Regions from separate parts of the Homo sapiens genome. Here region 1 is linked to region 2. Evidence: read pairs that join two places in POLR2A ChIA-PET (ENCODE). Cell type or tissue: Panc1. All regions are shown on one strand. Each heading gives the region's core, and the rest is flanking DNA. Links, peaks and the distances in the headings are about the cores only. Region 1 holds the start of LOC105371458 (a long non-coding RNA gene). Region 2 overlaps KIRREL1 (kirre like nephrin family adhesion molecule 1).

The links. Peaks named below come from ENCODE experiments on the same cell type or tissue, not always from the same donor. Only the 100,000 strongest peaks of a DNase experiment are listed, where the experiment ranks them.
Region 1: POLR2A ChIA-PET joins it to region 2 with 8 read pairs; 2 of 35 experiments call an interaction of 5 or more read pairs at or near these places.

The regions. Positions count from the first base shown.
Region 1 is chr1:157,923,151-157,938,557 of GRCh38, reverse strand. It overlaps LOC105371458 (a long non-coding RNA gene), which reads right to left and starts at 12,591. Exons shown (of 4, transcript NR_135760.1): 1 at 12,514-12,591; 2 at 8,767-9,027. It also overlaps the pseudogene LOC100996284. In Panc1, for the core only: no CTCF peak of the experiment used is centred there; a DNase peak (open chromatin) is centred at 6,276.
Region 2 is chr1:158,049,117-158,064,523 of GRCh38, reverse strand. The region is part of intron 1 of KIRREL1 (kirre like nephrin family adhesion molecule 1); the gene reads right to left. Among named protein-coding and RNA genes, the nearest start is that of KIRREL1-IT1, 31 kb to the right of the region's middle. RefSeq lists an enhancer at 8,161-8,735. In Panc1, for the core only: no CTCF peak of the experiment used is centred there; no DNase peak of the experiment used is centred there.

The DNA.
Region 1 (15,407 bases), core at 4,351-9,350, 130 kb after region 2:
TGAATAAGTTCTAGAGAAGATTCAAACACATTTCCCAGGGCAATGAGCTCAAATTTCTGGTAAGAATTGCATTGTGTCCTCAGCACTAGAACATGGGCCATACAGCCCGTGGGACACAACGACCCATGGCTCACATATCTCTTTAGGAGACTAATCTGGGAGAGTGCTAATCAAAGAGATTTCTCTTGTCAGCACCTCTTTCTCTATAAACCAGTCCACTCCCTCTTCCAGCCCAGGCCCATGAAGAGAGTTAGCCTTGCCCTAAGCTTTGAGCCTCATTGTTTAGAAGTTTTTGAGATTTTGAGATGTCCTGCAGTGGTACTTGAGTTTGTCACTAGGGTCTGTGATTGACTTGTCAAAGCCTGAGGTTTTTTTTTTTTTTTTTTTTTTTTACTAAAATAAAAACTCTTTCTTTCATCTTAAGGAAGTCAGAGTAGTTCATAACTTTTCCTCCTTACCCGAGCCTCCAGGTATCACAGAGCTGCGGTGTCTCCATCAGAGATAGACTGTGTGGCCTTGAGATCAATCTGTTCACTTTTTTCAAGTTCCTCTAATTTGAGTCTATAGGAGAAGAAGGCACAGCCCTCAATGTGCCTGAAGATGTTCTGCTTCCACATTAGCCACAGGAACCATTTGCCTGACCACTTCTCTGTCTGGAGACCCATCTGCCTGACCACTTTTCATGGGATGCCACAACTCCCATGGAAACTTATGCTTTTCCCTCTCCAAGCTCATTCTTCATTCAGAAGTGGGGTTTTTCTTAACTTGAGTTTCCTCTTTTACTTGGAGAAAAAGGCAAATATGCAGGGTTCTTCAGGTATTAATCTGCATTCTCTAGTAAAACTCACTTGAATTCTATTTGAAACAGATTCTTTATTCCATCACCCCTCTCATTCCTCACTGTCCCAACATATTCTCTTTTATTTAGGGGAGAGAAATTCTTTGCTTGTTGCATTGACCCTGGGCTTCTTTGCCCTCAGATCCATTTTCCACCTTGCCCTTGCTCTGCTCTTTGCCACAGGGGACAATAATGGAGTGCTTCTGTGCATGCCAACATGTTGGTTTACTAAGTCAAATAACACCACTTCATGATAGGCAGCTAAGGTCACATGCAACTTTGTGGCCCATGGTCAAGGGTTCAGTCTCTATTAGGACTTAGTAGCAAGTCAGAAGTTAAGTTTTCAAAAGGAGACTAGATATCTACAAAGGTGGACATGGCTTTGCTACAAAACGTGTCCTTCACCCTGGGAAATATGTTTTGACATGTCTAAGAACCCTGGACCACTAGAAATTTCACCAAAATGGGATTTATTTACCACCTTCTGGCATGTATATTTCCTACCCAGATGTCTAGAGTTGCTGCTTTGTGCTCAATTGGTCTAATCAGTATGATGCCATTGATCTAATGGATGAGTGTGTGATGTCCTATGAAGAAGAGAAACTGATCAAGGTCTTTGTGATTCTATGACAGAGGGCTGAAAAGCTGATATAGCTCAAAGTTAGGACAATAAAGTGTATTGTAAATGCTTCTGGTGGTCTCAATTAACAGGAATTGAGGTTAAAAAAAAGGCATTTTCCAGGTCAAAAGCTGCATGGTGAGTGCTAGTAGCAAGATGATTTGCTCTGTCAAACAAAACCACATCTGGAGCAGCCACTGCAATTGCTGTTCTTCAAAATACACCTGTCATTTGCACAAACCAAATAAGTGAGTTGAATGGAGGATGTGATAGGAATTTCTCCCTGTGTTCTTTCAAATTAATCTATAAATGTAATAAAATCCCAATAAAAAGTTCACCTGGATTTTTTTTAGCCATTTAATATACTTACTCTAAAATTTTATAGAATAATAAAAATCTATGAAAGTCCAGGTTAACTTTGATAAAAAAGAACAAAGAGTGGTTTTATATTATCAGATATTAAGGTAGATCAGAAGTCCAGGGCAATTAAGTCAGTACAATGTATGTGCAAGATCAAATAAATAAATCAGTGGAACAGAGTAGAGAGATCATAGACCTTGGGTGCACACACACACACACACACACACTTAAGGTTGACATCACAAAATAATGGGGAGTGCATGACCTGGCCTATTTAGTACATGGTGCTAGATTACTCTAAGGGAAAACAATTTGGACTTATACCTAATATCAAATGTAAAGTTGGACTCCAAAAGATCCAATGCATAAAAAGTAAAACTATAAAATTAAGGGAAGTTTTGCGATTTTGGAGTCAAGAGGGACTAAACAAAACTCTAAAAACATATGTTAAAAGCAAAAATTGGATGAGTTCTATAGTTTAATTTTTTTTTTTTTTTTGAGACGGAGTCTCATTCTGTCACCAGGCTGGAGTGCAGTGGCACGATCTCAGCTCACTGCAATCTCGACCTCCCGGGTTCAAGTGATTCTCCTGCCTCAGCCTCCTGAGTAGCTGGGACTACAGGTGTGAGCCACCACGCCCGGCTAATTTTTGTATTTTTAGTAGAGACGGGGTTTCATCAGATTGGCCAGGATGGTCTTGAACTCCTGACTTCGTGATCCACCCACCTCGGCCTCCCAAAGTGCTGGGATTACAGGTGTGAGCCACCGCACCCGGCCTATAGCTTAATTTTTTTTTTTTTAAATCTGCTCAATAAAAGACACTATGGACAAAGTTGACTGATGGTAGAGTAGGAGGTAATGTTTGCAAAGCCTAAAACAAGCAAGAAACTTATATAGAAAAAGCAGTAGCTCCTATATACCAAATAGGAAAAACCAGAAATTATATTAACAAAATGGGCAAAGGGCACAAAATGGTTATTTCATAGAAGAGGAAACTCAAAAGGCTAACAAGCACATGCAAAGATGCTTATGCCTATTGATAATTAGAAAAATGGAAATAAAACACCAATTAGATCTCTGAGATCTCTCTTTATCCTCATCTGATTGGTAAAGTTAGAACACTAAAGGGTTGAGTGGGATGTGGGGTTAGGGAATGTTCTTGCCCTGTTGGGGGCACTAGTAACTTTGGGGACCACTTGGCATTACTTCTTCCATCAATCACTCTCTCAGGTATATATCCAGAGATATTCTCACACAGGTCTATGGTGTGACATGAAAAAGCAGGTGTCAGTGTTTGTAGTAGTAACAAGTTGGGGACAATCTAGATATCCTTCACTGGGATTAGATAAGGGAAGCATGGTGGAACAACTTGCAGAAGTTAGGAGCAATGGGCTAGATGTACACATAACAAAATAGATGGGTCAAAACATAGTGCCAAGAGAAAAATGCCCAATAACATATGTAAATTAAAAAGTCTCAAGGAAAATGATACATGTATGTGTATCATCATGAAGTTATTGGGAGGCTGGGAAATGGAAATAGTAAGTAAAGACACAAGGAAATAAATAAACTAGAGCGAAAATTCATATGGACCAATAAAGTGAGTGAGCCATGAACTGAGGGATTAACTCTATGTCTGAGGTTACAAAATGAAGAGTAAGTAAAACAAAACAAAACAAACAAAAAACAAACGAAGCATTAAGAAGAGAACAGATAACACAGCATAAAAAGGCAAGCACGCTTAATAAAATAAAATAATTTTATATTCAGTACAAAACCAAAACTCAACTCTACATTACGTGTAAGGGGCATATCTTAAAGAAAGTGACTCAGGAAAGTTAAAAGTAAAAGAATGGAAGGCTGAGTGTGGTGGCTCATGCCTGTAATTCTAGCACTTTGGAAGGCTGGGGCAGGCTGATCACCTGAGAACAGGAGTTTGAGACCAGCCTGGCCAGCATGGTGAAACCCCATCTCTAAAAAAAAAAAAAAAAAAAAAATTAGCCAGGTGTGGTGGTGCATACCTGTAATCCTAGGCTGACTTGGGAGGATTTCTTGAACCCAGGAGGCAGAGGTTTCAGTGAGCCGAGTTCACACCACTGCACTCTCCAGCCTGGGTGACAGAGCGAGACTCTGTCTCTAAAAAAAAAAAAAAAAAAAAGGACAAAGTCATATCAAGGCAAAAAGCACCAAATGAAAGTGGAGGAGGTTAAAATATATGAGAAGTCTCTAGGCCTCAAAAATCTTTGAAATTGAATATCTTGGCATCAAAATAACCGACACATAGACTGGAGGAAACAGAAATAAAAACAGAAACAAACTTGAGCACAATGATAATAACAAATGACACCCGTAGACCTAGAAGATCCAGTGGATAAAAAATAAGGAAGCATATGATTTGAGTGATATGATTAATAAGTTCCTAATAGATACATATTGAACAATAGATCCTAGCAACAGAGAATTCACTTTTCTTTTTTTTTTTTTTGAGACGGAGTCTCCCTCTGTCGCCCAGGCTGGAGTGCAGTGGCGCCATCTCAGCTCACTGCAGGCTCCGCCTCCCAGGTTCAGCCTCCTGCCTCAGCCTCCTAAGTAGCTGGGACTATAGGTGCCCGCCACCACACCCGGCTAATTTTTTGTATTTTTAGTAGAGACGGGTTTTCACTGCATTAGCCAGGATGGTCTCGATCTCCTGATCTCGTGATCCACCCGCCTTGGCCTCCCCAAGTGCTGGGATTACAGGCATGAGCCACTGCGCCCAGCCGAGAATTCACTTTCTTTTAACTACTCATGGAACACCTACAAAAACTAACCATATTTTAGGTCACAAAGAAAATGTTTAAAAATCACAAATGCAATGAATTTTTTAAATCACAAAATTAGGGGAAAAGATTATCACCAGGTAATTAAAAAAAAATCCCTCTATAAGGATCAGGAAAAATAATATTTAATACCTGGGTAATAATACTTAATACCTGGCTAACAAAATAATCTGTACAATAAACACCCATGACACAAGTTTACCTATATAACAAACCTGCACATATACCCCTGAACTTAAAATAAAAGTTAAGAAAAAAAACCAAATAAAATAAAAAATAAAAAATACCCTTTAAATCAACTTTGAGATCAAAGAAGAAAATAAAATTGATGTTGCAGACTGAAAATAGTAATAACCAAAACACTACATATCCAAACCTGAAGGATATGACTAAAATATGTTCTCAGGAAAATTAATGAAACAGTTGGAATGAGTACCAAGAAAAAATGGAAATAAATGAACCCAGTATTAATCTTAAGAACTTACAAAAATATGAACAAAATAATTCAGATGAAGGCAGACATTATGAGTAAAATAAAAAAAACCCTCACAATAAGGAATATGAATAAACTCAAAAGCTTTTCCATGAAAAGCATATTGATATGCCACTGAATAGCCTAATCAAGAAAGGAGTGGCAATGAATAAATATACATCTGAACACCTACATTGAATGGATACTTTTCTAGAAAAATATAAATTACTAAATTTTATGTAAGAAGAGACAGTTAAATAAAAAGAATAATAGTCATGAAAAAAATTGAAGCACTGTTAGGGAGCCACACCTCTAAACATATCAGGGCAGATGATTCCATACTAACTTTTTTTTTTTTTTTGAGACAGAGTCTCACTCTGTCACCCAGGCTGGAGTGCAGTGGAGCAATCTTGGCTCACTGCAACCTCCGCCTCCTGGGTTCAAGCAATTCTCCTGCCTCAGCTTCCCAAGTAGCTGGGATTATAGGCACCCACCACCACACTCAGCTAATTTTTGTATTTTTAGTAGAGACAGGGTTTCACCATGTTGGCCAGGCTGGTCTCAAATGCCTGATCTGAAGTGATCTGCCTACCTCGGCCTCCCAATATGCTGGGATTACAGACGTGAGCCACCGCTGCCAGCCTCATGGTAACTTTTTAAAAATCTTCAAGGGAATTGATAAAATTTAGTAGCATTCAAATTGTTTTTAAGCATAAAGAACTCTTTTAACATAATAAGAAATCAATATAGCATTGATATCAAAGTTTTTCAAAGAAAGAATGAAAGGCTACAGACAAATCCTCATTATAAATATCTGTGTAACCTAATGTAAATGATGAGTTAATGGGTGCAGCACACCAACATGGCACATGTATACATACGTAACAAACCTGCATGTTGTGCACATGTACCCTAGAACTTAAAGTATAATAAATAAATAAATATCTGTGTAAAAGTCTTATATAAGATACTACCAAAGAGAATTCAGCAGGATGTTAATATACATCACAGCCAGGTAGGGTTGAAACAATTATTTATTATTAGGAGATGTTAATGTAATCCACCATATTGTTAAAAGGAAACAAAAATAACACTGGGAAGATGTTTTAAAAATTCAACATGTACCTCTGATTAAACAGTAAATGAGTTTTGATGACTCATAGAGTGTGTTGCATCATGAAGCATGTGGCTTCTACCTTCCCTTAAGTCTGCACTCCCAAAGCTAGTAAAGGGCCTTTTTGAATCAATATTTATCTTCTTGAGAGGGAAGTTTTGTAAATACACATACATACATATATACATATATGTGCATGTGGTATGTATTTTCTATATCTATGGAATGTCTGCTAATGTTGCATTGTTAAATTGAATAAACACTAAAATAATATATAGATTATGGTACAATAAATTCAAATATATGTGTTAATATATGCTTATATATTATTTTACTGAAGAATATATAAGTGTTATTTTTATTCCTTATATGACCTTCAGGAAGTTTCAGAACATTAACAGCAGTTACTTCTGAGTGTTAGAATTTTGGCTGACTTTTATTTTCTTTCTTCTATACCACTTTTTTTCCAATGTGTTTTACCATTGTAATTTTTAAAAAATTGAAAAAATAACTTTTTTAAAACCTAGTTTATTTCCAAGCCATTAAGAAAGGAGATTAAGGCCGGGCATGGCGGCTCACTCCTGTAATCCCAGCACTTTGGGAGGCCGAGGCAGGTGGATCACAAGGTCAGGAGATCGAGACCATCCTGGCTAACATGGTGAAACCCTGTCTCTACTAAAAATACAAAAAAGTTAGCCAGGCGTGGTGGTGGGCGCCTGTAGTCCCAGCTACTCAGGAGGCTGAGGCAGGAGAATGGTGTGAACCCAGGAGGCGGAGCTTGCAGTGAGCCAAGATTGCGACACTGCACTCCAGCCTGGGCAACATAGCGAGACTCCGTCTCAAAAAAAAAAAAAAAAAAAAAAAGAAAGGAGATTAAATACCCATATTTTCTTTAATTTTGTCTGTTTTATATGTCCACATTTCTACCAGATGTAGGGCCCATTTCAGGTTATTTCTTGCTTGTTCCATCTCAGGCTGCCAAGGAGACAGTAACTGAGATTCCCAGCCAGGCACTTCTGGAAAAGACTAGAAAAGCCTGCTTGGCCAAGATGCCAATGTGGGGGACAATTTCACTAAGCTCAGCTTCTTTGGGAGTTGGGTTTTTCCCTTAATGCAGGTGGGGCTGAGACTGGCTCAGGAGAGTGGTGTTTACAGTCCTGCAGAGGGGATGGGGGAGCCACAAGTAAAGTCTTAAAGTCCATCTGGGGTTGTGGTGCTCTCCAGGCCTGTGAGGCCAGTGAGGATATGGGCCTGCTGATCCCCAGTCTCCAGATCTTCAAAGAGTATTAAGCAAGAATGCTATAGAGAAAAGGGGGAGAGGTGGTAAGGTGGGGAGACCCAGTAAAGTACTGTTCAGGCAAGCTTATAAGATCTCCCAGGAGAAGAGAGGCCCAGATTAAGGATGGATCCTGGCCCCAAGCCTCAGACTGGATCCCCTCATCCGGACCATCCCAAAGCAGCCCAGGGACTTCTTCCCAGACTTTGCTCCACAAGAGGTCTTTATGAGTGTGTTTTGCTTGATCTTGTCCTACTCTGTGAGGAAATTTGGCTAGATGGTATCCCACTTTTCTGACAAAGATAATAAGCTTTGGAAAAGTTTGCTACCTACATGGCTGGCTAGTCAGGGAGGTAAACCTCTAGCTCTGAACAGTTGACTCCAAATCTTGGATCCTTGCTAGTGCCCAGTACTGAGTCAATTTCCTTGAACAAGTCACAGGTTCTTACTAGGTCCTAAAGCTCAGCATTGGCCTAGTGTTTTAAAGACTTTTCTTCTCACCAAGGACCTCTGAAAGGCCACTCATTAGCTCTGGCCCATGGGACTGGAGGGCTCCATGGGAGCCTGGGGCTGGGGCTGCAGCTAGAGAGAGCAGTCAATCTTACTGGCTTCCACTCCAGTCAAGGCTCTATGGAGGCTTTGGAACCTGCAGTGGTCCCAGAATTTCTTCATTTTACCTCTACCCTTAGGTAGCTCTGTCTTTTACAGCTTGTGGCCTGGCTTTCTTGACAGACTCTGTGTTCTTCCAACTCCTCCTAGTCCCTATTAGAATCCAGAGATTCATTTTGATGAGCAGAGTTGTTTAGGGGAGAGAGCTGAGAAAAGCTGAAGAGATTATAGAACAATATAAGCAGTGTGATCTTGATGAAAATCACTCAAATTGTATAATTCTATGATTTTATAATTATTTTCCTAGCATTATGCCTCAACCCACAGTCACAAAAAATACCAGTGTTTTGTCTTTTGAGATGACAGATAAAGTCTAATAATATTAGCATAGATTATAGGAGAGCCCTTTAACTCTGGACCAGCTTAAGTGAAGTAATGGTGTTGCATTGAGCACATTTTTGCGTAGAGTGGTTGAGTGGTTCTGAAGAAGGAGGGGGCAATGGTGAGTAGTAAGGAGAATTGGAAGTGGCAGCACAAGGAAGGATCTTGGAGATGGGCTAGCCCACAAATACCACTCCCCAAGCCCTGCCATTACCCAACACCACACACTGCTCCTGCATCCTCCTCATGCCCACAGTCAAAGGTCTCAATTTGCTCACATTCAGCCAGTGCCTCTTCTGTCCTATGGCACAGGGCAACCTGAATGAACACAGGTTGGGCCTCTTCTGCCACTCTTGAATACAACATGCCAGCAGGTGTGTGCTTGGCTGCTCAACAGCCCAGCTCCTGGCACACCACGGCCACATCCTTCATGTCCCAGCTGTCATCACACACGGTACCTCAGTGACCTTCCTGTTCCACTTCCACTCTTCCTTTGCAGTGGTGAGGACCATTAATCAAACGGACTTTGGTCGGGGGCTCTGCAAACAGAAGAGGTAAGAGCACACTCAGGAACTTACTCTTAAAGCAGCTCCCAGTGTTAAGAGAGGTTGTTTGATGTTGGTGTTGGTGATGTTGTGTGATGTGGGCTTAGGGTACTTGCAAAAATAAGGAAGTACAGAGCTTCAGATCTGCCCTATCCCAATCACCATTTTACGAGCATCTCGCCCCACCAATGCCCCCCACTCAATGATACCTAAAAAGGAGCCCTTGCTTCCACTCTGACGATAAAGGGACGTGGGGACATAGAGACTTATGGTTTGGTTCTCACAAGCTCAAAAAAGCTTAGAAACAGAGAAGGCTAGAATTAGATCTTTCCTAGAGATAGAGACTGAGGCCTAGAGTAGGAAAGGCCTAAGGTCAACTGAGTTATGCATTTTCCTTTTAAAAACTGCTCTGTATGACACTGATGACTTCACCAATGGCAGGCCCATTTTCTCTGGGGAAGGGGGTGGTAGGAGTTGGATGGACACATTTACACGGACTGGTTAATCTCTAACATCTGCCTGTCTTGTTTTTATGGTTTTAAGCTACAGTCATTGGAAAGAAACTCTTTTCTCTAGGATCTCTAGCAGAAAGGAGAGATGTAAGCCTAGAGTTATCAGTGGCCAGCTCTGCCTGTCTAAGAATGAAGCTAATGGCAGAAAGCAGAGGAAAGAAGGTGGACAACAAAGACAGAGACCTTGCATCCACTTGCACACAAAGCCTTGTCCATTCTTGACCCCTCTCACCAACTTTGCTTTTTTTTTTCCCTCAAGCCAGTTTGTATGGGACTTCTGTCATTTGCAACCAAAATGCCCCATCTCACACAATTACTATGATCACAGCAAAGCCCCTGGGAAAAGGTAGACTTAACAGAATTATAGACAATAATGGGAATATTATTCTCAAAAATTAATAGATTAAACAGGACATATGTAAGACTCTACAGAGAATGAATAAATCAAGCAACTGGCTTAATTTTATAGAAAAATATATACTGTGTACCTCTAACAGAAAATTCATATTCTTTTCACTTTCTGTATAGAATATTTATATAAATTGACTATATGTTAGACCATAAAGAAATTCTTACTAAGTTCCCAAAAAGTAAAACTTATACAGGCCACTTTGAAAAAATGTTAAATACAAGGATAACAAAGAACTTTATGAGAAACTAAGAAAATAAAGGATGAAAAAAATCTATTCATAAGAAATTATTTTATAATAGTTATAATAATTTGCCAGGTTGAAAAACAAATGAAAACATATATTATACACACACTTTAGATATTAAACAAATGAAAATATTCATTAAAACTTTTAGGATAATGTGAAAGTGTACTTAGAGGAAAACATACAGTTTTAAATGTATTCATTAGAAAACAAAGATAAAAAATGAATAAGCATTTCAGGTAAGAAATTAAAGAAAAGGCAACATAAAATAAACTTAAAATAAAAAGAAGGAAGAATATACTGAAAGTAAAGGAGAAATAAATGAATTAGAAAACCAAAACCAAATATATTTGAATGATAAAACAATTTTCTATTTGTACAATAAAAATAAATCTAGGTATTTGAAAAGAGCAATGTAACAGCTGAACCTCTGGCAAATCTGGTAAGAGAAAAGAGACCACACAAACAAGTTAGAAATGAGAAGGACACAATCACAAACTAGAGGGCTTTAAAAAATTAGATGAAAATACTGTGGTTGACTGGGTGTGGTGGCTCACGCCTGTAATCTTAGCACTTTTGGAGGCCGAGGCGGGTGGATCACTTGAGTTCAGGAGTTCCAGACCAGCCTGACCAACATGGTGAAACCCCATCTCTACTAAAAATACAAAAATTAGCTGGGTGTGGTGGTGCATGCCTGTAGTCCCAGCTACTTGGGAGGCTGAGGTAGGAGAACTGCTTGAACCCAGGAGGTGGAGGTTGTAGTGAGCCGAGATTGTGCCACTGCACTCCAGCCTGGGTTACAGAGCGACTCCGTCAAAAGAAGGAGGAGGAGGAGGAGGAAAAGAAGAAGAAAATAATACTATGGTCAACATTATGTGACAAATTTGAAAATCTAGAGAAAATGCCCAACTTTTTGAGTGAAAGAATTCAAATTGTGTTTTAAAAGGGTGAAAAATTTGAAAAAAGTGAATAAAAAAAGATCTGACAATGGAGAGAAAAATACACCAGGCTCAGAAAGTTTTTGGGCTAGTTCCAAAGACTAAGTAGCAGATAATTCCAATATTGTTTTCAATTGTTGCAGAGCACAGAAACTATGGAAACTTCTGAAATTATTCTTATGAGGCTAACCTATCCCTGAAACCTAAACCAGATGAGTAGAATTTAGAAAAGAAAACTCACTTATAAACAAAATGCTAAAATTTAAAATAAAATATTAGCAAGTGTTATGTAGTTACTACCTGCAATGACTAAGAAGGGTTTATAGGGGAAATTCAAGGATTGTTCCGTATTAGGACATCTATTAATGCAGTTCTCCACAATAATGGATTGAAGAAAAAAATGTACAGAACGGTCATAATATATTAACTTTGTGGCTAAGAGCACAGTTTCTTGATTCAGGCAGCCCTGGCCTAAAGTTCCATCTTTGTACCTATTTGCTATGTAAACTTGGGCAAGTTACTTAATCTAAATTTTATTTCCTCATTTGTCAAATGAGAGTTGTTATGGAGATTAAGTGAGATAATTCTAGTAAAATTTTAAATCCCAGAATCTAGTCTGTTCACGGTTTTTCTACTTGTATTTACAAGGGTTAGTTGTACCTCCTCCCTCCCTGGAGCTCTGCATGTGCAAGATACTTCCTTATTTTTCTCAGGGAAGTCTTCCTCCTTTCTTCTTGCCTTACCGACCTGACTCCCAACGCTGACTTGACCCTAGCACAGTGCCCAATACCCAGTATCTATTTCACACGTTTTACTAGTTCAGTGAAAGGGAACAGGAGAGACCAGGGGTTCGCCAGCAATGCTGCTGTTAAGATCAATTACACAAGGCCTGGCGCGGTGGCTCACGCCTGTAATCCCAGCACTTTTGGGAGGCCAAGGCTAGTGGATCACCTGAGATCAGGAGTTTGAGACCAGCCTGGCCAACATGACGAAACCCAGTCTCTACTAAAAATACAAAAATTAGCTGGGAATAATGGTGGGTGCCTGTAATCCCAGCCACTCCAGAGGCTGAGGCAGGAGAATAGCTTGAACCCGGGAGGCAGAGGCTGCAGTGAGCCGAGATTGCCCCATTGCACTCCAGCCTGGGCGACAGAGCGAGACTCCGCCTCAAAACAAACAAACAAAAGCCGAAACAAAAAACAAAACAAACAAACAAAAAACCCAATTACAGGGAGAGCCCTGGAGCATTAAGGCGCTTTCTAGAGGAACTCTGATTCCTCGAGGAGCAGAAATTTCCGAAGGAAAGGAAGCACCAGCCATTGCTTGGTATAATTGCAACAAGCTCTCTGGAAGGAGCTGTTTGCCATGTCCCACCTGTGACCGTGAGTGCCACCACCTCACTGCGCTGGGATCCCCAGCCATTGTCGGCCTCACAGGAGTAGTTCCCAGAATGCTCTGCGGCGACGGAGAGGTTGAAGGACGCTCCTCCTCCAGAAGGTGCTGAGGCTTTCCCCAGAGTCACATTTTCATGGTAACACCAAAACAGAATGGGTGCAGACGCTCTCCTGTCTTCGCAGTGAAGCTCCACCACATGGCCAATGAAGGCCAGGGCGCCAGGAGCAATGAAGCTGAGGAGAAGACGCGACACTGGAACTGAAAGAGGTAGTAGGGTCCGTCAGCGAGGCTGGTCGCAACTCACAACCCACCCGGTCCTCGGCTCAGGAAGTCCTCGCCTCATAGCACCCCGCCGGCCCTGGACTCTTTCCCACGTCGCACCTCGCACCTGCTGGTCTAACCCTGCAGGGGTGCTTCCGGCAGAGCTGTGCTGGGCTCTGGTGAAGAGCTCGGGATACATGGCCCCGCGTCCACCTTCTCACCCTCCTCTAGCTCTCTGCCACCGCTGCCGCTGCCACCACCTCCCCCATCACAAGACTACAGTGCCCATAGGGCCTCTTACCCTCCTCACGCCCTGTTTCTTGTCGTCACCTTGGAGCATCCTCGCTGCTACAGAAGGAAACTGACCCCAGCAGGGAGCCGCCGGCTAGCAGATTCAGACCATGCCGCTCACCTCTCACAGTGACATTCAGCAGCGTGCTCTGAACGGGGCCGTAGCTGTTGTCTGCTGTACAGTAGTATCCTCCTGCATGGCTCTACCTGATGGCAGGGGGCTCCGACTCTGCTCTTGGGGAAGGCTGAGTTTTCCTCCCCAGACTCTCCTGCGTGTCCTTTCGGTGCCAGGAGAACGTGGTTTCCCCTGTGCCTTCAGCCACGGAGCAGACAAGGACCAGCGTCTCCCCTTCAACCGCCTGGCCCCCTGAGGGCTGGGTCTCCAGGAGCACCCCAGACACAGGGATCCCTATGTAAAAATGAGACCACAGGGAGGGGCCAGCTGTGAAGGAGGGCAGGGCTGGATGGAAGCCAGTATCACCTGCTGGGCATTAAGGCAAGTGGGGTTGGTGGAACTAAATGTTTGGGTAGAGGGTCCACCTCACTTGCCTGAGTGTTTTTAATAGCGAGAGAGCACGCTGAGGAACATTACACAGGACCACCTTGCTGTTTGATGCTCCATAACAATCCTACCCTGCACTTCCTCCACATTCTTTTGCCCTCTGGAATGACCGCAGCCCACAGAAATCTCATCATCTCCTGATCTCCAGATGTACATGGGCAGCAGGAGTGGTAGGAAGAGCATGGGTTAGGGGGATGGACTCAGTTACTATCTCTGGATCTCAATCTTGCTAAATCAATTGCTATTTCTGGTTCTCAGTTTTCTCAAGTATAAAATGTGAATAATCATGTCTACCTTACAGAGTTCTCATGGAGATGAAATGCGATACAAGTACCCCTCACTTTGGAGAGGTTCAGTAAATGGTAGCTATTATTGGTACCACTCTTCACTGGCACAGTTGAGATTGGAAGTGTAGCAAGGTGGTTAAAAGCACATACCCTGGAGCCTGAGTGACCAGGTTCATATTCCAGCTCTATGTGTTGAGTTACCTTGGGCAAGCCACTTAACAGCTCGATGCTTTCTCTTTCCTCATCTGTAAAATGGAGATAATAATACTACCTACTTTACAGGTGCTATTTGTAGTACTGTATCATAGGGTTGCTACTAGGACTAAATGTTAAACTGCTCTGAACAGTGTCATGTACAGCTGTAAACATTCCTTAAATCTTCTCCTCTCCAGATATTTATGAGTATCAAAGGGGTTATTCCAGAACTGAGAATAACAGCTTGGGTTCAGACCTGGCATTTAAGCCTTTGGAAAAATGTTTGTCATTCTGCTAAAAAGCCTAACCCCAAGGCCTGAACCTTCAATCATTAACTTCAGTGTAATGAAAGACAGTGTCATACATGGGGGAAGAATGGAATACAGAAAAAGGGCATGAAAGTTGTTTAGATTGTCTTCCCAGCCTATCCCTCTAGCCATGAGACCATGGAGGAGGGGTAGCTCCCAGGGTCCTGTCTCAGAAGAGAGGCCATCCTCTCACCAGATCTACATCCACAGTCCTCAAAATGGGATCCATAAGGAAGTGGGGAGAAGGCATTGAGAACTTCCAGATTATATTAAACACTTTTTAACCTTAAAAGTTTTCTGTTTTGTGTATATTTTAGCACATTCACAACATTTCAATGTAGGATTTGTATCAGTGTCTGTATAATACATTGGAGGTACATGCTCAAAATTTTTGTTCTCAATAGCACAAGTGATCAGATAAGTTTAAAGACAACTGTTCTACACCTTTTAACCACTTTGAAAGTTCTACCATTAGAATAGAAAGTAGGTGTGGACAGTGGGAGCCATAAGTATTGATAACGAGAAAGCAGTGCTAAGCCCTCTTGGAGGCCAAATGTTCTCTTCCTTTATATTGAGACTGGGCAAGATTTTCAGTGAAGATGAGGAAGATGCAATCAGTTTGATTTAGGAAATATTTGAGGAATAAGATTTTTGTAATCAAATTGATAATAACGACAGGGCTAGAGATAGATAAGAAATGCTGGCACCAGTTATTACTGAGTCTGGAACAAGGATTTGACTATAATTGCCTGGATAGGTGGCCTTTAACTTTTGACATTTACTTATAGGCTCATTCCCTAGTGGAAGGCACAATTGTGCATATATACACATTTTGTCATAATTTCAGGGAGTTTGCTGGATCTCATGACACTGCTCCAGAGACCACCCTCCCCCAGCCACTTTAAAAACACTCTTGCTTAAAATTACAAGCTAGGTACACAAGCATCACCTCCCTTATAGGTGATTATA
Region 2 (15,407 bases), core at 674-5,673:
TTAGGATTCCTTTCAACTCTGATGCTTTAGAATTCTATTTACACACCATAAATTTTCTTCTTACTTTGGACTTACACCCATCAAATAATCAATTTGTAACAGGTCAATTAGGGTGGACTCAAAGTTTAAAGGAAGGAATTCTTTAAACAGGGCCATCTGAAGGGGGAAGAACAGGTCAAAAAACAGTCTAGGATGGAAGTCAAAGGTATAAGTAAAACCTTTTCCCCATGGCAGTTAACCATGACGCCAAAGACTTGGTAATGGGACTTGAACATAATCATATGGATTCAGACCTGGAGTCTAGTCTGCAGCTATAACTTTTTTTATTTTGGCTCCTTTTCCAGACGAATAGATGGCAAACTTCTTGAGGCAATAAATGTAATCTTAGTCGTGCATCATCCACACACACCATAGGTGCTCAGTAAAAGCTTATTATTTGCTTATCTGAATTAAGGATGAATGTATAAAACACCACCCTCCAGAGAAAATAAACTTAATTCAACATACATCTATTCATGTAATAAATACTTATTGAATGCCTACCATACTGTACACTGTCCTGGACCCTGGAATACAAAGGTGAACACGACAGACCTAGTCCTGCCATCATCCAGCTTCAAGTCTGGTAGACATACCCAAGCACCAAGTCCATACAGTGCGACAGCGGCCATGATGGGGCAACATGGAGGAAAGTACCTGAGGTGCAGGAACGAATCCTGTAGGAAGTGATGTCTTTGACAAGATCCGAGGGATGAGTAGGAGTTTTCCTGGTAAGCAGAGAGAGAAGGGAGAAGAAACTGTCCTGGGAAGGCAGAGGGCATAGACAGCAGTGTGAAGTTGGGAAAGTGAGGCCTTTTAGGATCCTAGAAACAGTTCAGCCTGGCTGGTATGTTGAGCACAGCTCTCCTGGAAGCCAAACAGTGTGCTTGATGGGATGGGCAAGCTGGAAAATGGGAAGTTGCCTGCTCATCACATTCTATCAAGGGAGACAAATTAGTTAACAAATAAGTGCTGAAAGACTACCAGTGTCATGCAGTGGTAGCCCATGCTGATGAGATGAAATCAGGGCCGACTTGATGGGGGGCAATGATGTGGGAACCCATGCAATCTGAATACTCCTGAGGGCATGGACATGGGGGTCTTATTCCACTCAGGAGCTTACAGCCTTAATAGATGCTTGTTGAATGAATATCTTAATTGATGTTTGTTGAATGAACAAATACATTGCATTTTTTTCTTATCTGACTTCCAAACTGGTCTTCCCTTGGGCTGAGACTCATGTTAGCCTTTTATAGCTCTGGGCCCTTACTATAGCCTCGTAAGTTGGACATAGGTGGTCTTGCTTGCCACAGAGTAGGTATTCAATAAATGCACATTTATCGGCCAGAATGGCATTGAGCCTTGAAGACAAGAAATATTTCGACAGCCAGAGAACTGGGAGAAGAGTATTTCACACAAAGGGAACAGCATGAGCCAAGACACAGAAACATAAAAGTCCAGTGAGCAATTGGAAGTGGCTGGGTTTCAGGCACATAAATAAATTGGAATCATGATCAGGCATCTTTAAAAATCTAATGCCTTCTCTTTCTGGACATTTCTCTGGCTCTGCACTCCAGAAACTTCTGGGCTATGGAGAGAATGGACATAGACAAAGAAAGAGGTCCAGATTCAGAAAGACGAAAGTGGAAGCTGTGGCACATCTAAGCTGCACAGGGCCATGTGTGTCAGCCTGATAATGTTTGGGGACAGGCTTGAGAAGAATCAGAAAGGAAGAGGCTGCCTATGGTGATGTCAGTGTGTTTTGTATCTGCGTGCAAGGGGGGACACATGTGTCCTTGTTTGCATTCACCTGTCTAGGTAAGCGTGAGTGTGTTACCACACGTCAACATACTAGTGTTGGTATACAGCCACCAAAAGGGAGAACGAGGCACTTTCTGCACATAAGCAGGACATGCTAGAGTTTTCCAATTAATCTCCATTAAAAATATTTCCTGCAAAGGCGCTCCTAGAATCCCCAGGTTGGGGTCATCTGGATCAATTCTGCGTAAAGTAAAAGCAGTTCCAACCGGCTGCTGAATCGATCCATCTAACTCGGTTCATTCTACACGTACAGGGGGCACAGAATGTTAATTTGCTGCAGGGAGCTGAGGAAGCCTGGAGTGGAGGCTCCATAATTAAGAGCTGTAGGAGCAGGTCTCAATATGGCAGCAGTCAATAGGCAGAGGCTTGCATAGAGGAGGGAGCATCCAGAGGTAGAACTTCAGGGTTGATGACGCTGGAGCCCTTGTTCTTCCCTGCTCTGCCTGACTGAGTTTCCTTGTCAGGCAGAAAACAAATGCTCCAAGAGCAGAGGCCAGGGAAGCCAAAACCACTCATCTTACCACTCTCAGAAATTTACAGGATATTGGTGGGGGACATGATTTTAGTGACCAATTGCAAGTCTGTGGTGTGGGCACATGGAGAAACTTTCTCTTTAGGGCATGCACACTGATGACTGTTCCTGGGACCCCAAAGCATGTGAACACCAGGGCAGCTCTGTGCCCTCATTTCCATGAAGGAGGCAAGTATTAGCAGAAAGAGAGAGCAACCTACTTGTCCACATGCCAGCCACTCCACCATCTCCTAGCAGACCTACATCCATCCACAGCCTGCTATGCAACCTTCAAATCCCCGTCCTCCAGGCAGTCTTCCCAGAGGGGCTATAAAGGAGATATTCAGTTTCCTTTCCCATCCTACAAAAACCAGCCACCCTGAACTGTGCCCTCATCAGCCTCCCACATGAGCCTGTCTCAGCTTTTCTACTCACCCCAAATTCTGCTGATCTGGGGGCACCCAACTCTGCTCACTTGTCTCTCTGTCCTGTGTCAGTACATCTCAGCCTCAGAACCACCCTAGATGCCAGCCAGAGGAGAGGCCAGAAACATGTGACTGATGAAGGTGTCCACTAAAGCTTCACACAAAACTGCCTAGAGAGGAGCTGGATGCAGCTGTGGCAAAGAGGATACCCCACATCCAGGTGTAGGAGAAACCTTGAGAAAGCAGCCTGCCTCTTCTCTCACACTCTTTCACTCCATCTCTGAGTCTTCCTTTCCCTTTTTGATCTCCCTGTGTTGCCCACCCCCAAGGAATAGGGAGGGGATCTCTCATCCCTCCGCCTCTGTTGTCCCTGGTCTCTGCAATAACCTAATGATTTCTCATTTAGTTGTCCAGGGCTGGATGCAGAAAGGCTCGTTTTGATTGCTTGTGACACCTATCTCACAACAAATTTAGCACCTCATTTCCTGGACCAGGCAATATTCCCTCTCGATTTACTCCCAGCAAGAGGGACAGGGTGCCATGCATTCCAACGAGCAGCCTTTGCTTCCTGATATCAGAATCAATCAAGCTCACAAACCTCTGATGGATGGATGGATGGGGGGTTAGGTTCTCAGGGGGGCACAGGAGGGCTCCAAGAACAAGGAAGAGGTAGAGGACAGAGCAGGGCACAGGGAAGCCTCCGGAAACTCAGCCCTCAGTGGGTTTACAGGCAGAATTCTCTGAAATGGAAGGTGGGGACAGGAGCAGTTTAACCTCTGCTCAGGTAGTTCTGGAACTTCCTTCCCAAACCACTCTTGAAATTTGGGTATTTCATCCAGCCACCCCCTAAATGTGCCCTAAACTCTGGGCTAGGAGACGGCACCGGAGTCATGCTGTTTCACCCTGGAATAAGATGAGAGCGGAAGGACACTTCCCTGCTTCAAGCCCCGACTCCAGCATTCCTCAATACCTTGTATTGCATGGAAATGACTCTTCCTACAAAATCACTTGCTCCTGGCTGGGCTGCCAGGAAGAGCAGGAATTCTGAGGGATCTGCCCCATATGACTGATGAGGGGAGATGAAAAGAAATTTCTCCAGCCCAAGAGGCAAGCAGAGGCTGTTGGAGGAATGGGTCGAGAGTCCTCTCATAAGGGAGTTAAAGGAGGAGGAAGGCGCAGCAGAAAGTCTCAGTGGAGGCGGAACAGGCAGATTGAAGTAAGAGACCAGGGGACTTCTGGAAGGACATGGGAAAGGGAGCAAAGGAGGAGAGAGAGAGTAATAAGCAGAACTCAGCTAAAGACAGAAGGGTCCCATGCATGAAAGATAGAAGTGTGAGGGCCTTAAGCTGTGCAGGGCAATAGTAGAAGGGAACGAGGGTGGGAATGGGTGAAATTGGCTCATCCTGGTGGCTACAGACAGGGAGATTGAGAAGGAGGGGCAAAGGTCAGAGATCCCCAGAATGTGAGCTGTGAAAGAGGACAGATGTCATCAGAACCCTGCCCAGGAATGCAGGATGCAGACTCCCTGCTGGGAAAGGCGAAGGAGGAGCAGAGAGGAAAGGGGAAGGGGCTGATCACCAGCAGGGGTGGCAGATGGTCGCTGTCATTAAACGGATTCCAGTAAGTCCAGGAAGCCTTAGACAGCACAGACAAGGTTGGGTAAGCAGTAGGAGGAGAGAATTAAGGAGCAGAGACTTGGAGGAAGGAACTTTCACAGAAACCTCACACCAACCTGTATGTTTACATATAATCTAAACGTATTCCCACTTCAACCCTAACCCCAAACAGTAACCCCGAACCCAATGTCCACCTCAACACTAATTCCAATCCATACCTAATCCTAGCAATCACTCTAACCCCAAATCCTAACTAGAACATGAGCTCTTGAAGAGGCACAGCATCTCAAGTCCCCTCAGAGCCAGGTACAGCATAAGTGATCAATAGGTGCTTATTGAATAAATAAGAACATAATAAGCCAAACTTTACCTCTATCCTTAACAGTAATCGCTGCTTCAAGCCTGAGCCCCCACCCCTGCCTACCCTGATGCTCATACTGAGCACTAGTAAATCCCACACCCCAGGTGAGTATTCCCTACCCTAATCCTAAAGGCCACTTTCCTAACCCCAATCTCATTTCGCCTAACTCTAATCCCAGTTTTTTTCTGCCCCCACCTCTGGAGAGATGAGGGCCCTCAGTTAGAATTCATCTAGGCAAACAAAGGTAGAGACAAACAAAAGTGTCAACTCAACCTGGAGGCCAAGCCAGGGTGGACATGTTGGCCCCTGAATTCTCAAGCTAATTGTGGATGCTTACCCTTGTCTCTAACCCAGACACCCAGAGCGTTCTCCCCTACAGTCCTATTCTTGTCCCAGAGGCTGGGTGCTAGAAACTGGGGCTGAACGTGGGTTTGAGGGCTGGGCCAAGGCTGTGAGGCTCCGGAAAAAGGGACTTGATGCTTTAGACAACAATAGAATGAGTTAGATCTGAAGAGGCACGTTCCTGCAGAGAGAAATCTGACAGGGAGTAAGTGAAAGGACTCCAGTTTGGAAGGCAGAACCAAAACATCTTCCCACCCACAGCGCTGACCCTGGGATCCCTTGCCCAGACACAGGGTGCAGGAGTGCTCTATTGGGTGCCCATGGGAAACATGCAGTGGGAAGGGTGCTGTGTAGGGTGTGGAACTGCTCTGTAGACACTTCCTATCTGCCCCACAACTCAGGAGCAGGGATCTCTCCCTCCGGGTCCTGCCACTCCCTCTCTGCATCTCCAAAGAGCAAGGCCCTCCACATCTCTCAGGACATGTCGGCTGCGGCGTCTGGGAGAGGAGCTCAGTATTATGTTCTGTTCTTGCCGCAGCCAAATCTGATTATCAGGATGGGTGATGGATGAGCTGGGTTTGGACCCCCAGCTCAGGAATGGGATGATGGAGTTGGCCTGTCACTCTCTCCCCAGGGGATGAAGCATCGGGTCCCAGATGTCGTCTGCAATGTGCATACCTAAGAGATGTCTCCCTAACCAAGATCCCCGAGGGACTGAAAATCCCTCTCTGGCTTCCAACTATTTCTTGCTATAAAGACCTTTGAGCTGCAAAGTACCTGCACTAGCTCCCCGAGACCTGCAGAAAGCAGGATCAGAAACCTAGGTGTCAGAATTCCTAACCCTGGGTGAGACCCATTGCTTCTGGCTGGCTGCCAACATCCATGGGGGTCACTTTGAGGGAGGGGGTGGAAAAGCTTGCCTCAGCTCTTGGCTAGGGGCCTCCAGGCATTTCTCAGTGACAGCCATGGGCCTTGGAAGCCTGGGGCAGGGCAGGGAGGGAGGAGGGAGAGACAGCACAGAATAATAATGAAGGATTTTTAATAACTCGTCAGCTATGGTGTCAGCTGAACAGCAGCAGCAGCGCAACCTGTTGGGAAAACTTGGTGAGGAATTGTCTTCCTAGGAAGTTAGAGGAGTCAGAGGGGCTGAGGGCAGGAAGGAAGTGTCTTCCTCATCCCAGGCACCACAAAGCTTTGAGTCAGTGGTGGTGCAGGACAAAGTGCCAACAGAATTACAGAACCCGAGGCCTGGCCCTCTGGGAGCTTCCACTCTGGACCAGACCCGCAGGCCACAGACGCAGCTGAAGATACAAGCAATCTATGAGGACATTACTGAGCACAGCCAAGCTTCCCCTCCAGAAAATCGCAAGCCCCCAACTCACCCAGTGAAATCAATCAACTGGAAGGCAATTACATGCTTATCAAAGGGCTTCTTCTCTTTACCTAATAATTCACCAAGGATTTGTTTGAAGTAGCAGTGTCATCAAAGAAGGTTAGAGAAAGCCCCTAGGTACTACCTTTTCAATGGCCTCGTTTTCCAGATAAGGACACTGAGGTCCAAAGACACTGCAGACAGTTGGTGGCAGAACCGGGACTGCTAGAAACTAGAAATCCAGGTCTCTTGGAAATTAATATTATTTTACCTACAAAAGCAGAATTTCCATATACTTTTCAGGGGACCAACTGCTGCAAAGAGTGGAGTACCTGGGTACTCTGGCATTTCAAGAGCAACTGCCTTTTGAGTGGGAGCAATCGGGAAACCTGGGGCGACCCCAAAAAAATATTACACATCTTTTCTTTTCCTCAGATCATCCTAGGAGGCCTTCCTGGAAGCAGTGGCTATGGATATGAACTGACTAATGGAGAAACAGTTCCCAAGCCTTTAGGTGACGGTGGGAAAGAGCTCAGTGGCATGAATAGAGAGGAATATTCTATGTCTGTGAAAAGCCCTGGAGACAAATTAAAAGACAGGAGTACTTATCTTGCACACAAATGAAGGCACAGGAGAGAGGACTGAGAAAGATTCCAGGTCTTAGGAAGTCAAGGGCCCTAAAGGGTTAGTGGCTCTGAGCAGACCACCAAAGACAAGGCAGGGCTTCCTTTCTGGGATAACAGAAAGAGCTGGCTGGGATTTCCTGGAAGCTCTGGCATCCTGCAGAGACCATCCCACGTGTCCCCAAACCCCAAATAAAGCTGAGTGGAGGTGTCAACCCTCAGCTCTCTTCGTGTTAGGCCACAGTGCTGGGGGCAGGGACTCACACCTCTATCCCATCTACTCCTGAGAGCCCCCAAAGGCAGTAACATCTCTGCACCTCAGGTCCTGGCACACAACAGGCACTTCATTAGGGTTTGATGAATGAACGAAGGAAGGAATGCTGGGGTCCTCCTAGGAGAAGATGAAAAAAAGATAAATGAAGGTTTGGAAGAAGGAGATGGGAGTGGCAAAGATGCTGGGATATGGCACCTCCATATCCTGGCAGAAGGCAAAGACTGAATGACTCCTTCCCTGTTTTAGAAGGAGAAACTAAGGCACCAAGGAGTAGGCACATGTTCCACATGAGAAGTTCAGAAATGAAACCCAGGAGTGAGCCCCATAGCTCCAAGCCCAGGCTGCCAGCACCCCCGCCCAGCCAGCTGCTCTGGAAGATGTAAAGTGCTATCTAAACGTGATGCATTATTAACACTTTAGAAATCATATTTCACAGCCGCCCGGCTGGAGCTGGAAAATGAATTTCTTCCTCCTGCTCTCCAAGCAGGGGAATTATTGTTGGAGCCAAATGTGACAGCAGTGACACGTGACCAGGGCCAAGGGAGAGGTGGTTGAGGGTGAAGGCCATAGGCACACACCTGGGGCAGGTGCTGGGTGCTCCTCTTTTTCCTAAGCCCCAACCAGGCAAGACAGCCAACCTGACCCCTGCCTCTCCTGGTCATGAGCATCAGCCTTTGGGGGCTCTTTGGCCTGCTCCCTCACCCCTAGACCCCTGCTGATCACTCCCCAGGTGCAGAACCTTGCCCTGCCCTGTGAGGAGGAATTGCAGATGGTGGTGGATGCTCCAGCCTGACGCGAAAGGCAAGTCCTTGGGAGACAGACACAAGGGCAGAAGATCTGTCATCACCACTGCAGGGGCTTCTCGGGAGAGGAGGGTACAAAGCAGGATGGGGAAAGAGCGCCCTGGAAGAGGGCGAGTGGCCTCCAGGCAAGCCCAGAGGTGAAAGGGAATGGTGTTGACAAACAGAGACTGGTTTTGCCCATTTGGGCTGAAAGGAAAGGAGAGGGCAGGATGAGGGGGGGCGAGGAGTGTATCCCTGGCAGGGCAGAAGGGAGGAAGCAGGCAGTGAGCTGCATCCTGTCCTCACTGCAGAAGCACCAGCCAGAGAGGGAGGGGGATGGGGCTGAGGGAGTGTCCTCCCTGCAAACACCAGTGCCTGCTCATGGGTAAGAAACCAGAAGTCCTCAGGTGGTAGATGCGGAAGAGGTAAAGCTGCCAAAGTTACTGCTGTCCCCATGTGGGACCACAACCCCAGGCCTTCCTGGAGGGTGCTGGACTCCTGTCCTTATGCTCCATTGGCAGTGCAGGCACCTTGTAATTAGGCATGGGGAACAGATGAACCGATTTTCAATTAAAACCTTATCTACAGGGTGCATAGATATCAAGGTGGGTAGGTTTGATTCTTTTCTAAGCCAGCCTTCAATATTTGCAGTGCCCGGAAGGAGACGCAGGGAGGGCGCCTAGGCAGCCCTGGCGACATATAAATTCTGCTCATAATTACATGACTTTCAACACCACGAGATGCCAATAAAGCATTTGCAAGGCACACAAATTCATGACATGTTGGCATTCCTGACATGGCACTTGGACATCGGCCAGGGCACAGGAAGTGGGGCCGCCACTCTTGCCCATGAGGTTGGGGAAACTGAGGCTACTGATACATAATTCACCTGTTTCTTAACAAAGATATCCCATATTCGAGTCCCCCACACCTGCCAGCTGATCTCTCTCAAATCCCCTGCTTGGTGAGAGCTGCAAAAGTAAAGGACTTAACCCGTGTTTCTACCAGAAGGGAGTGGAGGGGGCCAGAGGGACCAAAGAAAGTGGAGCTGGCAAGATGCAAACAGCTGTTAATCATGACAGCGAAAGTCAGGCTCTAGGAGCTCTGGGGAGGCCGCCTCCCCTTCCTTGGTTTAATCTCTTTCCATGCTCCCACCTTCTTCAGGTGGGCCAAGAATAAGCTAGGCAACCCCAGGCTTCTTTGTTCTCATTCATTCAGGGGGAAGGCAGGCAGCAGAGTCCCAAGTGCAGGTGCTTAGTGTCAATCAGGTGCCAGTGCAGCCTCACTAAGTCCCAGTTTCATCCATGGTAAAATGGTGATTGATGGTGGATGGCCCAAAAAAGGAAGAAGCAAGAAAGCCCAAAGAAATGAGTCTGAAGATGCTTGGTGCCGTGCTCAATAAAAATGCACCGCCCAGTCACCTCCCACCTCCACCCACAGTGTAGGTAGTAAACTTGTCAAGATCAGGAACTTCCATCTTCCCTGTCGCTCTATTGTCTCAACATCCCCCAGCACAGGTCTCTCTGCAGGAGTAGGTACTTGATAAAATAAATATTTGTTGAATTGAACAGAATTGAGGGAGATAGAATATGAGGAATTCTAATGACAATTTGGTAGAGGCAGGTTTTAGTAGAGCGAGCAACAAAACGTATCAGCTGGAAATCAGAACTGGATCTGAACTCCAGCTCTGCCACTTACTGCCAGGGAGACCGTGGGTGAGGCACACAGCTGTAGGCCCTGTTTCCCCATCTGTAAAGTGAATGGTTGGACAGAAGACATGGAAGATGCCTTCCAAATCTCAAGATGGTGTGAGTTATTTGAGGACAGGGACAGGGCTTGGAGAACCATTTTGAGAAAATGTCCTTACAAGTTCCTGGTACAGGCATAGGTTGGCCATCAGCACTTTACTCAAAGCTCAGCATGCTGTTTGGGATAATAAAAAATTAAATAATAGTAATGATGATGGTTCCATAAATATCCACAGGCAACTTGTTGGCAAGAAATTTTGTTTATATAACTTCTATGAAAGAGATCCCATCATGGTTAAGCAGCCTCCCCTTTGGTCCTGCCCTCACCCACCCTCAGTCTCAACCCATCCCCACCACTTTCTTTTTCTTCTCTTTTTTTTTTTTTTTTTTTTTTTTTGAGATGGAGTCTTGCTCTGTCACCGAGACTGGAATGCAGTGACACGATCTCAGCTCACTGCAAACCCCGCCTCCCAGCTTCAAGCAATTCTCCTGCCTCAGCCTCCTGAGTAGCTAGGATTACAGGCACACACCACCACACACCTGGCTAATTTTTTTATTTTTAGTAGAGATGAAGTTTCACCAAGTTGGTCAGGCTGGTCTGGAACTCCTGACCTCGTGATCCACCCGCCTCAGCTTCCCAAAGTGCTGGGATTACAGGTGTGAGCCACTGCACACGGCCCATCCCCACCACTTTCTTGATTCCTTCTGTCCTGTGGTTCCAGCAAAAACTGGAAGAACTCTGAAACCTAAACAATCAATTCAGCTCAATTCCATTCTATTCTAACTAGCAAACAAGCATTGGGGACCTACTATGTGCCAGAGTTTATGCTCAGTCCCATAGAATAAGGGATTAATAAGGAATAGCCTTGTCCTTGAGGAATTTACATGAAATAGCTTCAGCTAAATATGAGGCTCAGGTCAATCATCAGCTCTGGTGTTTAGGAGGAAAATGATCAATTCCAACAATGGGAAAAGAGGAGAGGGTGAATCTGAAAAGGGTCTCTGTAAAGGGCAAAATTAAGCCTCAAACCAGGAAATGTGGGAGTAAAGGGATTCTGGGCACAAAGAACAGAAAGGACATGAGCAGAGAAGCCTGTGGTGTGTCTGGGGAAGAGTCTGGTGTGGCTGAGTCACTGGGTATTTGTGGAAGGGCAGGGTTGTAAGGATTAAAAGTGATAATCCCCTTAAATACACTTGCAAGCTACTTGTGCATGGCAACCTTAAGATGCTGCATTTTTATTGTTTATGAAAGATAGGACAGCTAGACTCTGACCAGATTGTGCCAAATCTTGAATGTCATTCATTCATTTACCCACTCAATATTTAATGCACCTGCACCCTACTGTGTGTCAGGTGCTGTACTGGGGGATGGAGACAGGAAGTAGAATCCCACATGCCTCCTGCTCTCAAGGAACGTAGAGGTGAGTACAGACTTACACACATAAACACAACATGCAGTTATAGGTGTGATATGGTTTGGAAGTTTGTCCCCTCCAAATCTTGTGTGGAAATGTGATCCCCATTGTTGGAGGTAGGCCTAGTGGGAGGTGTTTGGGTAATGGGGGCAGATCTCCATGAATGATTTGGTGCCCTCCCCAGGGTAATGAGTGAGTTCTCTCTCTGTTAGTTCACACATGAGCTGGTTGTTTAAAGGAGCTGGCACCTCCTCCTCTCTCTCTTGCTCCCTCTCTCGCCATGTGACACACCAGCTCCCCTCTCTGCCTTCTGCCATGAGTAAAAGCTTCCTGAGGCCTCACCAGAAGCTGAGTGGATATTGGTGCCTGCAGAACCGTGAGCCAAATAAATCTCTCTCTCTTTTTTTTTGAAATGGAATCTTGCTCTGTCGCCCAGGCTGGAGTGCAGTGGCGCTATCTCGGCTCACTGCAAGCTCAGCCTCCCGGGTTCATGCCATTCTCCTGCCTTATCCTCTGGAGTTGCTGGGACTACAGGCACCCGCCACCACGCCCGGCTATTTTTTTTTTTTTTGTATTTTTAGTAGAGATGGGGTTTCAGTGTGTTAGCCAGGATGGTCTCGATCTCCTGACGTCGTGATCCACCTGCCTTGGCCTCCCAAAGTGCTGGGATTACAGGCGTGAGCCACCGCGCCCTGTATAAATCTCTTTTCTTTATAAATTATCCAGCCTCCAGTATTCCTTTATAGCAACACAAAATGGACTAATACAAGGTACAATGATAAAAGTAAGGAAGCTTGGTGGTCAGGTAGTCTTCATAGAGGAGATATCACTTAGACTAAGATTTGAAATATAATAGGTGTTCACCAAGCAGGTAAGGGGAATGTTGGGTGGGTTGGCTGGGAGCGGGACAGTTCCTCCAGGCAGGAGATAAATGTTAGCAAGGGCTCAGGGGCCATGTATGTTTGTGGACTGCTGCATATGCAACTGGTTCTGATTAACTAGAGTTCAAGAGAAGAGAGGGAAGAGAGATGGGGTAAGGGAGGTAGGTTGGGGCCAGATCATGTAGAGTTTTATATGCTGGATCAGGAGTTTGGATTTTATCAGAGTAGTTAAGAGAAGTGATAAGGCAGAACACTCTGCCAGTAGTTAGAGGGAGGGTAGGTACAGCAGGGAGCTGCTGTACTGCTCCTGGAGAAAAATTATAAGGATATAAAACTAAGACAGTGGATAAAGAGAAATGGAATAGGTATGAAATAAATGAAGGGGTAGAATCAACAGGATTTAATGATTAGGAGAAGGTGGAAGCTGAGAGGAAGGGAGGTCATTTTCAGTTTGGGTAACCAAAGAGGAGGTGAAGGCATTTACAGGAATCCTGGAGAAGAAGGGTGTGGTGATGGGGAGGCAGAAGTCAATGGCAAGTGGCCTGGTGGCCATCCAAGGTCATTCCAAGGAGTATGAACTTCATCTTGTAGATGATGGGGACCCACTGAAGAGAAGATTTTAGAAAAATTACTCTTGCATTTTTCCCAGGAAAAGAGTAAGCAAGAGAGGGGAATTAAATTGGAAGAAGGAAGAGAGTGGAAGGGAGAAGAGAGCAGGTATCCATTCACTATGTCTCTACAAAAAGGAGGAAACAAGAAGTTAAATATAGTGAGTTACTCTAGTGTTGATGTTGATGCGGCTACATGCTGGTTACTGGTAGTGTTGACTAAATGAAATATATATGTAGCAAGTATTTTAAAATATTAGCCACTGTTATTATTTCAATAATGCCACTTCTGTCGTCTATAGGTGTTCATTGTGTGACCATGAACCACTAATAAGAATAACTGATCATCTGTCATTATAGATGATAGAACTAGAAGTAGGATCTGGGAGTCAGGGTTCTTGTATCTGCCCTTGCTTCAGGAAAGACCACAGGAAGGAAAGGAAGATCTTCCAGGGAACAGCATAAGCACAGGCACAAAGGCAAGGGGACAGGGGAAGGCACCGAGTATGCACTGAGTGTGAGCAAACCTTGCAACTACACTGGGCTGCCCATGTGCTTCTCGGCCTCCATGCACCACGTCCACCATCAGAACAGTTGATTCAATGCAGCCAGCACTGAAGTATGAGGAGGGGAACTTCGTTCTGAGCAACAGTGGACAGATGTCTTTTCTCCCCAGTAAGGTTTATGCTGAAGCAGGAGAAACCGAAGGTAGACATGAAGAAGAACTTCCTGCTCTTAAGTTTTCAAGAATCCAGAAAAAGTAGGATTTTGGTAAAGTGTAGATAGTGAGACCGGGACGGATCAAATAGACTAATCTTAGAGCAAATATCTGACTGCATTTTTCAGAATAATGGAATTTGAGACCTGGAAGAAATCTACATGAGATAATTTAATCCAATTCTCTTATTTCACAGATGAAATACCTGAGGCCCAGAGAGATGAAGTGAATCTCCTGAGGTCACACAGCTGGTCAGTAGTAAAGCCAGAAGGATAACTCTGTGGTCTCTCTGGACTTCTAATCAGGTGCCATCTCCACTCCCCATTTTCCTCCCCAGTTCCCATTCATGGTTAAGGTCCCTGGAACACTGAACACATTGTACTGCAGTGCTCAGTGGTCCCTTAAACAAGTGGCTTCTGGCTTTAATGGGCACATTCTAATTCCCCCATCCCACAGTTCTGCAAGGGGTCAAGGAAATTTCCAATGTTTAATGTTCGAGGGATGTTTATAGTGAATGGGAGGAAAGGGGGGAGTGAAAATAGCACCTCATTATAAGTCCACAGAGACCAGAGTTACAATTCTGGCTTTACTGTTGACCAGCTGTGTGACCTTGGGGAATTCACTTCACCTCTCTGGGCCTCAGGTATTTCATCTGTGAAATAAGAGGATTGGATTAAATCAAGGAGTCAAGGAAATTTCCTTAACCCCCTGCAGAACTCTGGGATGGGGAGAATTGGATTGAGTCTATGTTCACGCTAGGAGGCTGTCGGGGTGAGGCAGTACTGCCACCTGGGACTTCAGAAGTGCTGTAGTCCCTGGAACCCAGAAATTCCTCGCCAAATGTTGTAGATAATCTCTAACCACATCTCACAGGCATGTGCACACACACACACCTCTCTCCTCCAGTCTCCACTTCCAGACACTGATTTTTTACTTTAAACCTGAAAAACTGCCAAGTCCTTGGTCCTCATCCAGGGATTTCCAGGAATTGCTCACCATCACTTGAAGACCAGCTCAGTCCACAAAACTTGTGGATTCTGGCTCTGATGACCCTCCCCAATTCACTGAGGGTCCATGGTTGCTGTAATACGGGTCTTTTCAGCTGCATTTCTGTAGTCTTTCTGCTCACCGACCCCACTACCTCCCTACCCTCATTTAAACCTGGGGCTCATCCCAGACTTTCTTCTCCTACCTCATAGCAGGCACCACTAAATATCCCTCCTAAATAGGTCTGGATTCTATCCCTTCCTCTCCACCCTGTCGCTTTGCTTAAGGTCTTTATCCTCACTCCCCTGGACTACTGCAATAACTTCCTAATTGCTTCCCCTGTCACCAGCCTGCTTCTCTTAAGTCCATTCCCAACAAAGTTGCCAGAATGATCTTTCTGAAACACAAATCTAATGATAACATTGCCCTATGAAAAACCTTTCAATGGCTCTCCATTGACTTCAGATGAAGTTCAAATTCGGTTAGACCCTGGTCAACGTGCACTTTACCTTCTAGAAATCCCAGACTCTCAGAGGCGTGTGCACACGCCAAACCATCCTCTCAGTGCGGGTGCACCCCCTCAGGATGCTCCTGTGCTCCCGTCACTTGACTCACTCCTCTCCATCCATCAAGACACAGTTCCAGCTTAGGGCCCCAGAACCTCCCTTAAACCCTCAGTCTGAGCCAAGGGCCCTGCCTGAATTCCCATAGTACTTGTGCATCCTCTAACTCTGTGAAGCTCTGAACTATAAGCTCCTTGAAGATAGGCACTACTTTTTAAATTCATTTTTATACTGACCAAGGATGTCTGGCTCCTAGTAAACACTCAACTTACATTTGCAGAATTGAACTGAATCCAAAAGTTAATTGCCTCATTTTCTACT